2 separate regions of the Homo sapiens genome follow, and region 2 is linked to region 1. Evidence: chromatin contacts called from ENCODE Hi-C or POLR2A ChIA-PET data. All regions are on one chromosome and are shown on one strand. The core of a region is the stretch at or near the end of the contact, and the rest is flanking DNA. Distances in the headings are between cores, read along the strand shown. Region 1 holds the start of PPP1R13B (protein phosphatase 1 regulatory subunit 13B). Region 2 holds the start of TRMT61A (tRNA methyltransferase 61A).

Region 1 (6,944 bases), core at 2,911-5,410:
CCCAGGTTGGTCTCGAACTCCTGGGCTCAAGCAATCCTCCTGTCTTGGCCTCCCAAAATGCTGGGATTACAGGCATGAGCCACCATGCTCAGCCTTTTATTTTTTTATTTTGAGACAGAGTCTTGCTGTCACCAAGGCTGGGGTGCAGTGGGGCAAACTCAACTACTGCAACCTCCGCCTCCAGGGTTCAAGAGATTCTCCTGCCTCAGCGTCCCGATAAGCTGGAATTAGAGGCGCCCACCATCATGCTCAGATAACTTTTTTTTTTTTTTGATACAGAGTCTTACTCCGTTGCCCAGACTGGAGTGCAGTGGCGCGATCTCAGCTCACTGCAACCTCTGCCTCCCGGGTTCAAGCAATTCTCCTGCCTCAGCCTCCCGAGTAGCTGGGATTATAGGCGTGTGCCACCACGCCTGGCTAACTTTGTATTTTACTAGAGACTGGTTGGTCAGGCTGGTCTCGAACTCCTGACCTCAAGCAATCTGCCTGCCTCAGCCTCCCAAAGTGCTGGGATTACAGGCGTGAGCCACTGCACCTGGCCTAATTTTTGTATTTTCGGTACAGACAGGGTTTCAGCATGTTGGCTAGGCTGATCTCAAACTCCTTACCTCAGGTGATCCGCCCGCCTTGGCCTCCCAAGTGCTGGGATCACAGGCTTAAGCCACCATGCCCAGCCATGCCCAGCCTTTAATCTACAGCCTTTAATCTTTATTTTTTTTTTTCCTGAGGCAGGGTCTATGTTGCCCAGGCTAGAGTGCAGTGGCGTGATCTTGGCTCACTGCAGCTTCCATCTCCCGGGCTCAAGTGAACCTGTTGCCTCAGCCTCCTGAGGAGCCGGGACTACAAGTGAGCACCACCATGCCTTGCTTTTATTTATTTATTTATTTATTTATTTATTTTGAGATGGAGTCTTGCTCTGTCTCCCAGGCTGGAGTGCAGTGCCGCAATCTCGGCTCACTGCAACCTCTGCCTCCTGGGTTAAGTGATTCTCCAGCCTCAGCCTCCCGAGTAGCTGGGATTACAGGCGTATGCCACCACGCCTAGTTAATTTTGTATTTTAGTAGAGACGGGGTTTCACCGTGTTGGCAAGGTTGGTCTTGAACTCTTGACCTCAAGTGATCCACCCACCTTGGCCTCCCAAAGTGCTGGGATTTCAAGCAGAGCCACCGTGCCCAGCCCCTTTAATCATTTTTTTTTTTTTGAGACGGAGTCTCACTCTGTTGCCGGGCTGGAGTGCAGTGGCACAATCTCGGCTCACTGCAATCTCTGCCTGCCGGGTTCAAGTGATTCTCCTGCCTCAGCCTCCCAAGTAGTTGGGACTACAGGCACTCGCCACCACGGCCGGTTAATTTTTGTATTTTTAGTAGAGACAGGGTTTCACCATGTTGGCCAGGATGGTCTTGATCTCTTGACCTCGTGATCCACCCGCCTCGGCCTCCCAAAGTGCTGGGAGTACAGGTGTGAGCCACCGCGCCCGGCCCCTTTAATCATTTTTAACATAAAATATTTCAAACATAGAGTATAAAGTACAATGCACCCCAACATACCCACCATCCAGGTTCAAATGTTATCAAGAATTTGCCACGTATGTTTCAGTTATTCCTAATTGCTTGGCTCTCTTTCCCTCTGGCTGAATTGTTTTTAAACAAATTGCAGACCCCTTACATATGCTAGGATGCATCTCTAAAAAATATGGACATCTTCTTCCGTAACCTTAATGCCTATATCCCATCATTACTGGTGATTCCTTTTTTTTTTTTTTTTTTTTTAGAGATGGGGGGATCTCATTGTGTTGACCAGGCCGGTCTCGAACTCCTGGCCTGGCCTCAAGCAATCCTCCCATCTTGGCCCCCCAAAGTGGTAGAATTACAGGCGTGAGCCACTGCACATTAACAACATTCACGGCGATTCCTGATGGGCTGCTCGTGAACTTTGGTCTGTGTAATGGAGAGACACAGAAGGGCTTTACAGGGTTGGGCCGTGTGTGCTCCAGGAAGATGGAGGGCAGGGGCGTGTTGGGAATGGTGGGGGCGTGGAGGCTAGAGCAGTGGGCTTATAATGAATGAGCTTGGTCCAGGTGGGAGGTGATGGGCCGATGCCTGGAGGTGGCAGGCTGGGTGGAGAGGAGGATGGGGACCAGCGGGAAGGACTTGAGGGGGAGCTGACCAGCCTGCCTCAAATGGACCCTTACCTGGAGGATATAGGATGCTTTGGTGTGAGGCACGGTAGCTGCCACTGTCTGTGCCCACAGGTCCTGCAGGCAAGAGGGGAGCCCTTGTGCCAATGCTTCCCTTCCTGGAAGAGCAGGCTCATTTGGATCACCTTACCCCGGGGGGCACCTCTCTGAAGAGCCTTGGCAAAACCTGTCCTTTGTCAGGCTTCGTGGGCCAGAAGTACCCCTTCGTGACTCAGGGACATCAGCTGTCAAAGCTGGGGAAACCAAGGCCCAGAGAAGGAGTGCAAGTTGCCTAAGGCCCCACAGGAGGTCAGAAGCAGAGCAGCTAGAATTAGAACTTAAGTATGTCTCTGACTTTCAGCCTAGGATCACTCATTATCTAGAGCCTCCTCTTCTCTCCAAACTCTGCTCCCAGAAGAGGGGTGTCATTAGCCATTCATGCCCAGGTGTGGATAGGTTTAAAAATCCCAGGGACGTCTGTACACTAAGCCTCCTTGCTAATCACGGCCCAACTACAGAATGCTATTTATGGAACAGCTACCACGTGCCACAAATTGTGCTGGGCGCTTTCCATCCCTCGCATCCGAAAAAGCCTCTTGACACGAGGCAGGCACTATTATCCCTACACTCTCCCATCACAGAGACAAGCACACTACGATGCAGAGAAGATGCGGCTTGTTTAGGATCCCAGGCGAGGGTGTGGCGGAGGCGGTGCTGAACCAAGTCTGTCTAACTGGAAAGTCCACACTCGCAAACACGAGCCCCCGTGGCCTCTGAGGGACAGGGGTGGCTCCCCAGGAATGGGCTGGTGGGAGCTCCCTGGCCTCCTCCCTTGCTCTGCCCCCACTCTGCAGCAGCCAGAAGCCTCTCCGAGAACCAGACAGGCTCCAGACTGACCCTGACCTCGCGGCGGCCTTCTCCACTGGGCCGGCGCTTCCCAGGGCGGCTTACGCCTTCTGTGTCTGGGGCCATCCGCAGACCTTGCCTTCTGATGCCCGTGGGAGTTCGGTGCTGCCGCGGGGAGCACCTCAGTCCCCCTGTCTGCTCTCCGCCGCGGTCCGGGCGAATGGCACCATGTGGGGGGCCCCGAGCGGGTGCCTACCCCCCTGGCAGCCTTTACTGAGGGTCTGCTCAGGGCCCTGCCCAGGGCTCTGTCACTCCGGCGCTCAGGCCCGAGGGGGCGGCGCCTCTGGAGACGGGACTGCAGGGAGAGACCCAGGCCCTGGAGACGAGGACCGGACCCTCCCCGGGGACGCTGGAGCTGGACCTCGAGGGATGCTGGCGCAGGTGGGCACAGGTGGCACAGGTGGGCGCGGGGTTCTAGGCGGGAGATCGCTCGGGCGAAGGCCAAGGCTCGGGAGCTGGTGCGGGGGGCGCGGCCCCGAGAGCCGCGGAAGACGCCGGTGGGGGAGAAGCAGGTGCCAGCCAAGGGCGTCGGGCCGGGGCTGGTTCCGAGCGCGCGGCCTCGGGTCACATGCTCGCTCCGGGGGCCCCCCGCGCCCCTCCCACTGGCCTCTGGGCCGCAGCCCCACGGCGCGCCGGCAGCCGGGGGTCAGGCCGCGGTCAGAGTGCGGGCGCGCGCCGTCGCCGCAGGGACGCTCCCGGCCCACAGTCGGCCCCCGGGAGCCCGGGTTCGAGTCCCGGCCCTGCCGTGATCCGCTGCGGGACCCGGGCCGGCCCTTCCCTGTCGGGCCTCAGTCCTCCCACCGTCCGCGGTCTTCCCTAGTCGGGGCTCACGCAAGGGCGGGGGAGGCCACCGGTGCCCACTGCGCGTCCGCCCCTCCCCCGCCGCCGGGAGCGCGGACGCGCACGCACCTGGCCGCCGCTGAGAGCGAGGGTAGCGGGCGGAGCCGGGAAGCCCCGCCCCTCTCCCCGCCCCCGCTCCCACCGGGCCAATCAGAGGGGGCTACGGGACCCGTGCGGGGCGTCGCGCTGGGGGCGGGGCCTGCGGGGGCTGAAGAGCGAGCCGGGCGGGCGGGCCGCAGGCTGTCGGGCTGGGGCTGAGGCTGAGGCTGAGGTTGAGGCGGCGGCGGCGGCGGCCGGGTGCCCGGGACAGCGACGCAGCGCGCCGGCGGCCGCGACAGGGCCAGCGAGAGCCCCGCAGCCCGCCGCAGCTGCCGCCTCGCCGCGGCCGGGCCGGAGAGCACGGCGGCGGGAGCGCGGCCTTAGGAGGCGGCCGGAGCGGTGGGCACAGCTCGGCGCGGAGCGTCCTGTCAGGCGGCGGCCGAGGGCGTCGCGGACTCTCCCCGCGATGATGCCGGTGGGTGAGGGCGGGCGGGAGGTGGCGGCGGCTTCCTCCGCGGGCCGCTGGCCAAACCTCCTTCCTCCCGCGGCTCCCAGCCCCCGCGGGCCGGTGCGAGGCCGGGCGGGCGGGGAAGGAAGTGGCTGGGCGGGCGCGCCCGGCCGCGGCGCCCCCCAGGCGGGCAGGTGGGGGCGGCGCCGGGCTGTCAGCGCGGGGCCGGGGCCGCCTGCGGGCCCTTCCTGCTCGGCCTCCGCGGCCGCGGGGAGAAGCAGATGCATTTGGGGCCGGTCATCTCCTCGGTCCTCTCAGGTGCGCGGTCGGACGCTGGGGCACAGGTCTGGTGGGTGGCGCAGCTGTGACCCGCCTGAAACGAACGTTCTGGGGTCGCCCTGGGAGTCGGCGGGGTGGGCACCCGCGCCCGGAGTTCCCACACTCTGCAGGCGCATTCCCGTAGCCTTCGCGGTTGTACTGAGGAAAGGTGCCGAGTGCACGGATTTGGAGAGCCATCTTAGGAATTCCCTTTTCCCGTATCTGCAATGTTGGTTCGTTTTGCTTTAACTGGTTTGTTCTCCGTGTTCTGAAGGTTGAACGAGGTTCGTTTGTAGTGGTGGTGTCTTTGTCCTGCCCTTAAGGATGCTTTCGCCTAGAAAGACATTGGCCATTAGATTTGCCATCGTCCTACCGACCCTTCCCTTTACCTATAATCTGAATAGGAGGGGATGCTGAATTCTGATTTTTAAAAATTGGCTTTTTGGGAGGTAAGCATCATGACTTATGAAAAAATGTGGGACTGGTTGTACCCAGTTGGAGAGGTATTGGTTTTCTGAGCGCCTATATCGTAAGTAAAATTCTCAAACACGTTTATAGTAAAGTAACACAGTCATTTTTTTAACCTACAATACTACGTTGAAAATCACATTTCACAGGAAAGTGCAGTTTCCCTGCATTCTCTACTTGAATATTGCCATTCTGCTATGCTGCACCCAAGGACATTTAGATTAGATCCCCCTTCTTCCTCTTTGATTTCCTTTCTCTTGATAATCTCTTCTCCCCGTTTTTAACGGATTCCAGCATGTTTTGTAGCCGGCTTTCAGCGTTTTCCAAGTCTTAAGGTTTGATCTACTTGATCCTTAGGTCTTTCTTTAGCATCAGACTTGTTGGGTTTCTAAACATTTGGTTTTAAATGAATAATTGTCTTGTAATGGAAAGAGAATTGGATGAGCATCAGAAGATCTGGGGTGAAACGCTGGTTCTTCCACTTTTTAGCTATGTGACCTTGAAGAAGTCAAGGTCTTTGAGCCTGGAATTACCTCTAAAGTAGGGATAAAAATGTACCAATATCTGAGCGCTGTCCTGAGGATCAAATAGGATGATGTATCCAAAAGTGATGGTTGAACAGAATGTCATACAAATATTTATTATTCTTAATATGGCTTTGAATTTTCAATTTCTAACTTTATAAGATAAGGCATTTGGAAACTTCCCTCCCTAATTCTCACTAGCTAGATTTTGATGAAAGGCATTATGGTGTTTCAGAATTTTGAAAGTAGTTTTAGTTAAATCCTGTAATAGTTGATTGATGCATTCATACTGTGGTGGCATTGAAGGATATCTAGAAAAATTTTGGCTGGCTTCGTCGTTGTATAATGTTTAATTATAAATATCCTGCTAAGAAACTTGGCTTACATTTTCCATATGATTCATTCAGACATCTTACCTCTATTCCACGGGAGTAGAGTTTTGAGTTCCTACCTTCACAGGTTTCCTTTTTAAGAGGTTTGTTTAGCTGGGAATTGGGGCATTTCTTCGGATTTCTCAAAACAATAAAATACTGTTTTTTAAAAAAACAGGTCTATTACCTGTTTAAAACACCGCTTTTGTTTAAAAATGCCTTTTAGAAACAGATGGTATTTCTCTTAGACTCTCATGTATGGCTTTTACTTTTGTATTTCCTTTTTGATCCCTAAAAATACTACTTGTAGGACTGAGTCCTTCCTCTATTAACACAGTTGGAGTTGGTTGTAAATTTAGTAGGAGTTTTCAGAAATGCCATTCTTACTTGGTAATATTTTAAACTATCCAAAAATGTAAATAAGATTTTTCTCGATTTATTGTATATTTGGTATTCATCATGATGATGATGAATCAAAGGAACGTTGGGTCATATTTTGCAGTTTGTGTAGAGCAGTACTGTCCAATAAAAATGTAAAGCAAGCCACAAATGCAATTTTAAATTTTGTGGTAACTACATGAAACAAGTTGAAAAAGTACTAATTTTAGTAGTATCCTTTTATTAACTTAGCATATCCAAAATATTATTTTAACACGTATTCAATATGAAAAAACCACTAATGAGATATTATACATTTTTTCTGGTACTAAGTGTCTGAAATCTGGTGTGAATCCGGTGACAGTTTGCATTTTACAGCACACACCTCAGCTCAGACTAGCACATTTCCAGTGCTCAGTAGCTACATGTGCTTAGTGACTACCATATTGGACAACATAGGCTTAGAGTATATTTTA
Region 2 (6,944 bases), core at 2,971-5,470, 320 kb after region 1:
GTGGGGTGGGGCGCCCAGCACCTCCACCCTTCAACCCTCTCAGAATACAACTCTCAGCTGGGAAGAAGGAAGGGGCCCCTGCTGCCTGAGCTGCTCCTTCTCCAGAAAAGGGAAAAACCCTGGGCCTCCCAGCCACCTCCCTGGCTTGAGGCCCGACCTTCCCCAGGGCTGCCCCGCCTCCGCACCCAGCATCTTCCCTAAAAGGGGCCAGCTCCCTGGGCTCCAGAGCCTGGGGGAGGAGAGGTTTTGGGAAACAGCAGGGAGGGGACTCCAGACTCCTCCGGCCGGGCCTGCCCTGCACTTGGGTGGCGCTGCCACCTTCCTCCATCAGGGGGTTGGGAGAGGCCAGAGACCAGGAGCAGGGCCCAGCCAGGGACCATCCTCCCCAGCTCTGCCTCCCCTGGCCAGCCTGACCCACTCCTCACCTCAGGCCAAAGTGGGGCCCTGGCCTGGCCACTGCCATGGTGTGGCTTGGTCTCTGGACCCCTCTGAGATCCCAGGAGCTCAGTCCTGCACCCTTGCCCCACCCCCACCCAGGCTGTACCTCTCCCGGAACCCCGGATGCACCTTCGACCTTGAGGGCGTCCCAGGCGTGGCCCACGGCCTCCCAGGGTGATGGGATGTCCAGGAAGACGGCGTCGGCCACGTGGCTCACGCCAAAGCCACTGCGGCACACGTCCTGGGTGCGCACAGTCACCCAGCGGCCCACACGGTGCTCCTGGAACTCCTCCCGGGCCTTCTCTGCCCGCTGCTGGTGGAACTCCACCGTGTGCAGGTGACCCGTGGGTGCAATGGTGCGGATGATGGCGTGGGACACAGAGCCACTGCCGGTGCCTGGCAGGACAAGAAGGGATGGGCAAGGCATCAGTTGGGACTGCTCGGGACCCACAGCCTCCCAGGAAACAACCCCCACCTCACCCTGGAGACCCACACAGGGCTTGGGAGGACCCCAAGCTACAGGTGGGCGTCATTCCAGGGCTGTATGGTCCTGGCTGCCTAAAGCCCCAGGCTAGCCCTGGGTTGGGCACCCTGTCTAGGGGTGAGCTGGGGTTGACAGGCTGTGTATGCCGTGCTGTCTGTTGTGGGCACAGGCGAGGCCAGTGGCAACCCTGCCCTATCCTGCCTAGCGCAGGTATAGGGAATGAGAGCAGCCCAGCTGCCTGGAGCCTCCGGGGAAATCTGTGCAAGGGGGACAGGGAGGCCATCCCATCACTCAGCCCTGTCTTATTCCATGCATGGCCCATCACTTCCTCAATCCCCGTCAACAGTGGCCCACCCTGCCGGTCCTCATGCCCACCTCTCCCCAGAAGCTCCTTGGTCCCCTTGAGACAGCCCACCCCCACCAAGCCTGCCCAAACCTGCCCCCACCACACAGGGGCTGGGGCTCTGCCCTGGCCTGGTTGGACTCAGGACGCAGGGCCTGGCCACCAGCCACACGGCCCCAGTCCTCCCCAGCGCACCTGCCCCCAGCTTCCCTCCCCAGCTTCCCTCAAGATGGCCCCTCTGCTTGACTTCCTGTCTTATGGAGAGGGTCAAGGCTTGCATCCCTCCTCCCACTCCAGCTTCAGGGGCCATCTACCTGATGCCACTCCCATCCCCAGGCCCCTCCACTGGAGACTCCTGCTAGAGCAGCCACTGCACACTTGCCACCCATGCCTGGAACCCAAATAGCGCTGAGCATCGCAAGTGCTTGGGCCAGACCCATGGAGGTGCCTCCACTCCCTCTATCCCGTCCCACGTCCTGCCACCTCCCACATTCCTTTCAGGGGCCAGCCCCTCTCCCCACCTGTCCAGCCCCTCCCCTGGGTGCCCCCAGCCTGCTGCCTCGCCCCTCTGCAAAGCCTGGCCATGCCCCCTTCCCACTAAGGGGCAAGTCAGACTTGTTAGCCTCCGGGGTGGAGCTCGCTTCCCCTCCAACCTCACTCCCAGCCCCTCTGCCTCCCCCACTGAGCCTGACTCGGCAGCATGCTCCAACTGCAGGGCCTCGGCACGGCTCCTCCTTGGTGCAGAGCTGTCCCTTGGCTCTTCGTAGGTCCCTCCTCATCATTTTCAACTCAAATGTCCCCTCCTCAGAGAGGTCTTCCCTGCCTGGCCTAGCTGGAGAGTCCCCACTCTGGGTACCCCTCAGACACGCAGCCCTGTCTCACAGGCTTCACAGCAACCAGCGGCACTGAGATGCTCACCTAGGCTGTGTCCCCCTCCTCGAGGGCAGGAACCTGGTCTCTCTAGTTCACGGTTCCTAGGAGGGGACCTGGCATATCTGAGGAGGCCAGGAGAAGGTGCTGCTTGATTGAGCTCTCTCGCGAGAGTGGGGCAGGGGCGGAGAGGCCAGCACCCACCACAGGATGCACAGGAGCAGCAGCTGATGGAGTTGGCTAAGTCCTGCTCTCCACCCCTCCCACCCAGACACCCCAGGGAGGGACATGGTGACCTGCAGCCCTCAGAAAGCCAGCATGGCAGTGCTAGGCACTCTTCGTGAACCTGGACCCTAGCTCTCCTGCCCGGGAGGAACACGCCACCAACAACCTAGATGCATCAGCGCCTGGGGCCAATCTTGGCTTCAATCGCCACACTGGGCGGCCCCAGCACCTGTATATGTGCAGGGGTTCCCACAGCCCAGGCCCTGGACTCAACAATGGTGCTCACATTCATTGGTAGCAGGTGAGGATCTGATCATGGATGAGGATGGGGAAGGCTCCCCACCTACAGTGAGCTCCTCGGGGTAGCCCTGGCCTCTTTCCAGAAGGGGCAACTCTCTCTGCTTCACCATCAGCACGGAGGACTAGAGGTTGACGGTCAGTACCTAGGACAGCGCCAAGCATCAAGCTGGCCACGCCCCACCAAGGCAAGCAGGACCCTCACTAGAGCACCAGTCCTCCCCAGCTCCTCCTGGTCCATTTCCCACCACCTCTCACTCCAGTTACAGCACCAGCCTCCTAACGGGCTTCTCTGCCTCCACCTTCACTCCCTGCTGTCAGCATCCCGGAAAGATGTGAAAATAGAAACTGAGGAGCCACATGTGTCTGTAGGAAGGGCAGGCTGGAGGCTCTGACCTCCACCTTTGTGTCAATTTCTGCGTTAAACTGAGGCAGCCTGAGGAACTCACCAGACTCACAGACCACAGAGCCGGGCCGAAGCTCCAACATCATGGTGATGAGGGCGATGTCTGTGGAGTAGAGGATCTGCGTGCGGTGCGGCAGGTTCAGCGTCCAGAGCTCGGGCGTGGGGTGCAGCACATACACCCAGCCACCTCGGCCGCACGTCACCTTGGAGCCGAAGGGGCGGCCGATAAGGTCAACTGAGTGCCGCAGGACACCATGCCGGGTCTGGGTCTGTGCCCCACGCTGCACACGCACCGCCACCATTGCACCATGGCCCAGTGACAGGATGGCCGTGTCACCCTCCTTGATCAGCTCCTCGTATGCCACGAAGCTCATGGTGCTAATGTCTGGCAAGGGCCAAGGACCTGGGGAGGGGTGTGTGTAGGCATGAGCAAGTCAGGAGGCAGGATGAGGGCCTAGGGTCTAGGTAGAAGGCTTCGAGGCCTACATCCCAGCAGTGGGCATGGGCGGGGTGTGGCTAGCTCAGCCTCAGTCTCTGCCACTGCCTGACAGGGAGCCCAATAGCGCTGCACTCTGGCCTGGCCTCTGAAGCCTTTCTTGGTCTAGGACAAGAGACAGGGACTATGAGCCTAAATCAGAGATGAAAAGACTGAGGCTTGGCAATGGCGGAGTTCGGTCCCAAGGATTCCCGGAGTGAGGACCCGACCCTCCCATCACCCTTCTCCAGGAGCTTGACTCCCATTCCCAAGATGTGAGATGAGGAAGCGCCTTTGCGAGGTGTCCACCGGCGGGGGAGAGGCAAATGGTCAATGAGGTCACCTCCAAGCCAGGCTTGATTCCTCACCCCAGTCTCCCCCACGGGGGCTAGGTGGCAGGGTATGACAGAGGATTCAGGGCTCCCCAGTAAGGGGCTGGGGACGCGGAGCTGGCCGTCCACGCAAACACCGCCCAGCCGATGCAGAGGCAACAAGGGGCCAGGCCGGGCCGGCGGGGGCCGCCCATGCGAGGCTGGAGGGACAGGCCCTGCGCGCCGTGCCCGGCCCGGGTCACCCTCACCCGCGCCCTGCCACCCTGTACCCCGCGGAGTCTCACCTGCGACGCTCCTGCTGCCGGGGCTCCACACGTGCCTCCGCGACGCGCGGCGGCGGCGGCCACAACACTTCCGGCTCCGCGCCCGCTGATGACGTCGCGCCCCGCCTCCGCCTCCCCCTCCCCCCCTCCGCGCACGGGATCCTGGGAGCGCCAGGCTGCCCTTCCCGCCCCTCCCAGAGGACGTTTCCTGGGCGACTTCTTCCCTCATGTGAGCTGCTCTGTTTACATTTGCTGGTCGCTGGAAGATCGAAAGACTGGACAAAATCCATATGGCGGCCGGCCGGCGCGGTGGCTCTCGCCTGTGATCCCGCGCTTTGGGAGGCCGAGGCGGGAGGTTCTTCTGAGCTGAAGAGTTCGAGACCAGCCCGGGAAACGTAGTGAGACCCCCACCATCTCTACAAATAATAACAAACAAACAAAAGGTCCCCCCGCCCCGCCGGCCGCGGGTTGCCGTCGCACCCAGGCACATTTGAAGGGCGGCAGGAGCCAAGGCCTGGCTGTCACTGCTGTCCCGGACCCCTTTGACGGCCCCTGGGGGTTCACCAGAGGGCTGGCCCGTGGCTCACTGCCCAGTCCTCTATGAGGACACTTCGCCATAGACATTTTGTTATTGCAGACTGCTCTGGGAACACCCCTGACTGGGCCCTAAAATGAATTCCAGAAAAGGAATCGCAGGTCAAGGGGCGGTTCTAAAAGGCTTGGGCTAGGGTCAGCCAGAGCTCTGTGCAGCAGATGGGGGCCTGGAAAAGTCTGCAGAAGTGGCCTTCCGCCCAGGCCCTGCCTCCCCCGACGGGGGCACGTTGTCCTGAGTGCAGAGCTGCTTCTAGGAGGGAGTAGGGGTCCTGTGTCCCCTCCTGCGAACCAAGGCATAATGAGAACTGGATGACTTGGGCCCACTTTTGGGTCTGGTGAGCAGCCTGGGCAGGAGACTGGAGGAGGTGCTGCTGGAGGATGGGCAGAACAGGGAAGCGGGAGTGGCGTTCTGTCTCAGCAACACCATTCCCAGCTGGCTCCTCTGTGGAGTGTGTGTGCAGGGGAGCGGGGGCAGGGGACACGGATTTTCTTCCTCCAGCTCTTAGCTCTCAGGACCAGAGCTTGGAGAGGAACAGAGACCCCCCTACCCAGCCTAGGGTTTAGCCTGCGCCCGAACCCAAGCCAGTTAGCAATGACCCTAGGGCACCCTCCCCAGTCACTCAGCCACTCCAGCCTGGTAAGATGAGGTGGCCAGGCTCCTGCAGAGCGAGCTCCCCTCTGGAGCCCTGGCAGCCTGTAGAGCACTCTCAACTCTCTCGCCTCTGGGGCAGGCCAGGCCAGGCTGTTTGTGGCCCTTGCATTGGCTTCTCAGGGTCCATCATGGAAACCTAGGGGTCCAACCTCAGCCCCTCTGTGTCCCTGCCCTAGCTGCGGCTGAGAGCCCCCAGGAGTAAGCTGGTGAGAGGCCTTCCATGGCCTCCCACTCTCTGTGGGCTCCTGTCCCTGTGGGGCCACCACGCTGGCCACCAGCTGCCTCTACTTCTGCCTTACAGCCTCCCTGCCTTCTGCTCTCAACGTTGAAACAGCCCCCTCCACAGCTCCCGAACCTGTGTTCCAGCGGATGCTTCTCTCCCTTGATGATGCACCCGCCTGAGTCACCCCCTAATTTCTCCCCTGGGGGATTCTGACTTTCCACTTCTCTTGGGTTTCTCTTCCCCAGCCTCTCAGCTGTGGTTGGTGTGGAGTCAGGGCCGGGTGCCTATAAGGGCCTAAGGTAGGACTTGGTGACTCGGCGGTGGTTTCCCTTGGTTCCGACTTCCCTCTTGCCTCTCTGTCTATTACTGGCTGGTCAACTCCTCCAGTGCCCCTTCCTCCAGGCAGCCTCCTCAGCCCTGCCCACCTGCTCCATCTGAGCCTGCCCCAGTCCCCAGCCTGAGTCCTCAAGCAGAACCAATCCCCCCTACCTCAGCTGATGATTCCCTGTGCAGAGTTTGTATTGGGGCTCCCCTAACAAGAGCTGATGCTGTATATGCCCAGCTGTGCCATCTCATTGACTTCTCCCCAGGATCCTAGGAGGGAGGGAACACTTTACAGATGGGGAAACTGAAACTCAGAGATGTTAAATAACTTGCCTGAAGTCACAGCCAGTGAGGTCAAAGTGGGATTAGGATTTAAAGCCAATAAACCCCCAAAGCTCAGCACTGAGGAGGCTGAAGAGGGAGGACTGCTTGAGGCCAGGAGTTGGAGTTCTGCCTGGACAACATAGCAAGACCCTATCTCTTAATTAAGAATTAAAGCCAGTAAACCGGCTTCAGAGAACCAATGGCTGATTTGAAGAAAGGTGGGAACAGGCAGGAAGGATGCCCACTGGGGAGGCTGCTGTGCCCAAATCCCTGGCAGGGACCACGTGACTGCAGTCCCTCCCCTCTAAGCAGCACAGCCTCCTACCCCACTGTGCTCTGTGATCCCCAGTCAGCCCCTGTCCCTCTCCTGACCTCAGCCCGCTTCCTCTTCGGGCTCTGCAGAACTCAGGGGCAGGGCACTGGGAGGAAGCAATGCTGCCTCTGGCTGCACTCTGCAGAGGAGCAGACTACAAGGATAGAGTCCAGTGCCCTGCCTGGAGTCTGCCCTGTGCCTGACCTGCTGAGCCGGGTCATGTTCTGTGGATAAAAGACCTGGGCCTCCTTTGAAGCCCCCTCCAGGCCCAGTGGTTCACGTGTAACCAGGTGTGATTTCTGAGGAACCTGGACCAAACACTGGCCTGGTAACGTCATGCAGCCTCCTGCCTGGATGCTGCCAAAGCAGCCCCTGTGGGCC

What was found. Hi-C counts contacts between places; a loop is a spot of excess contacts on that map. ChIA-PET counts read pairs that join two places held with the same protein, here RNA polymerase II (POLR2A). Pooled maps may share reads with other maps.
Region 2: a loop to region 1 is called in a pooled map, with 7 times the contacts of the local background. The contact joins the promoter of TRMT61A here to the promoter of PPP1R13B in region 1. A Hi-C loop is called at or near these places in 7 of 50 pooled maps. POLR2A ChIA-PET finds 5 or more read pairs at or near these places in 3 of 52 experiments (H1, WTC11 and activated CD8-positive, alpha-beta memory T cell).

The regions. Positions count from the first base shown.
Region 1 is chr14:103,844,791-103,851,734 of GRCh38, reverse strand. PPP1R13B (protein phosphatase 1 regulatory subunit 13B) reads left to right here and starts at 4,160. Exons shown (of 17, transcript NM_015316.3): 1 at 4,160-4,436. The coding sequence starts at 4,428. It overlaps PPP1R13B-DT (PPP1R13B divergent transcript), which reads right to left and starts at 4,014. Exons shown (of 3, transcript NR_038436.1): 1 at 3,992-4,014. RefSeq lists silencers at 3,601-3,670, 3,691-3,820, 3,841-4,280, 4,451-4,650.
Region 2 is chr14:103,526,472-103,533,415 of GRCh38, reverse strand. It overlaps TRMT61A (tRNA methyltransferase 61A), which reads right to left and starts at 4,220. Exons shown (of 4, transcript NM_152307.3): 1 at 4,155-4,220; 2 at 3,107-3,466; 3 at 568-834. The coding sequence starts at 3,437. RefSeq lists an enhancer at 49-548 and silencers at 4,064-4,233, 4,244-4,293.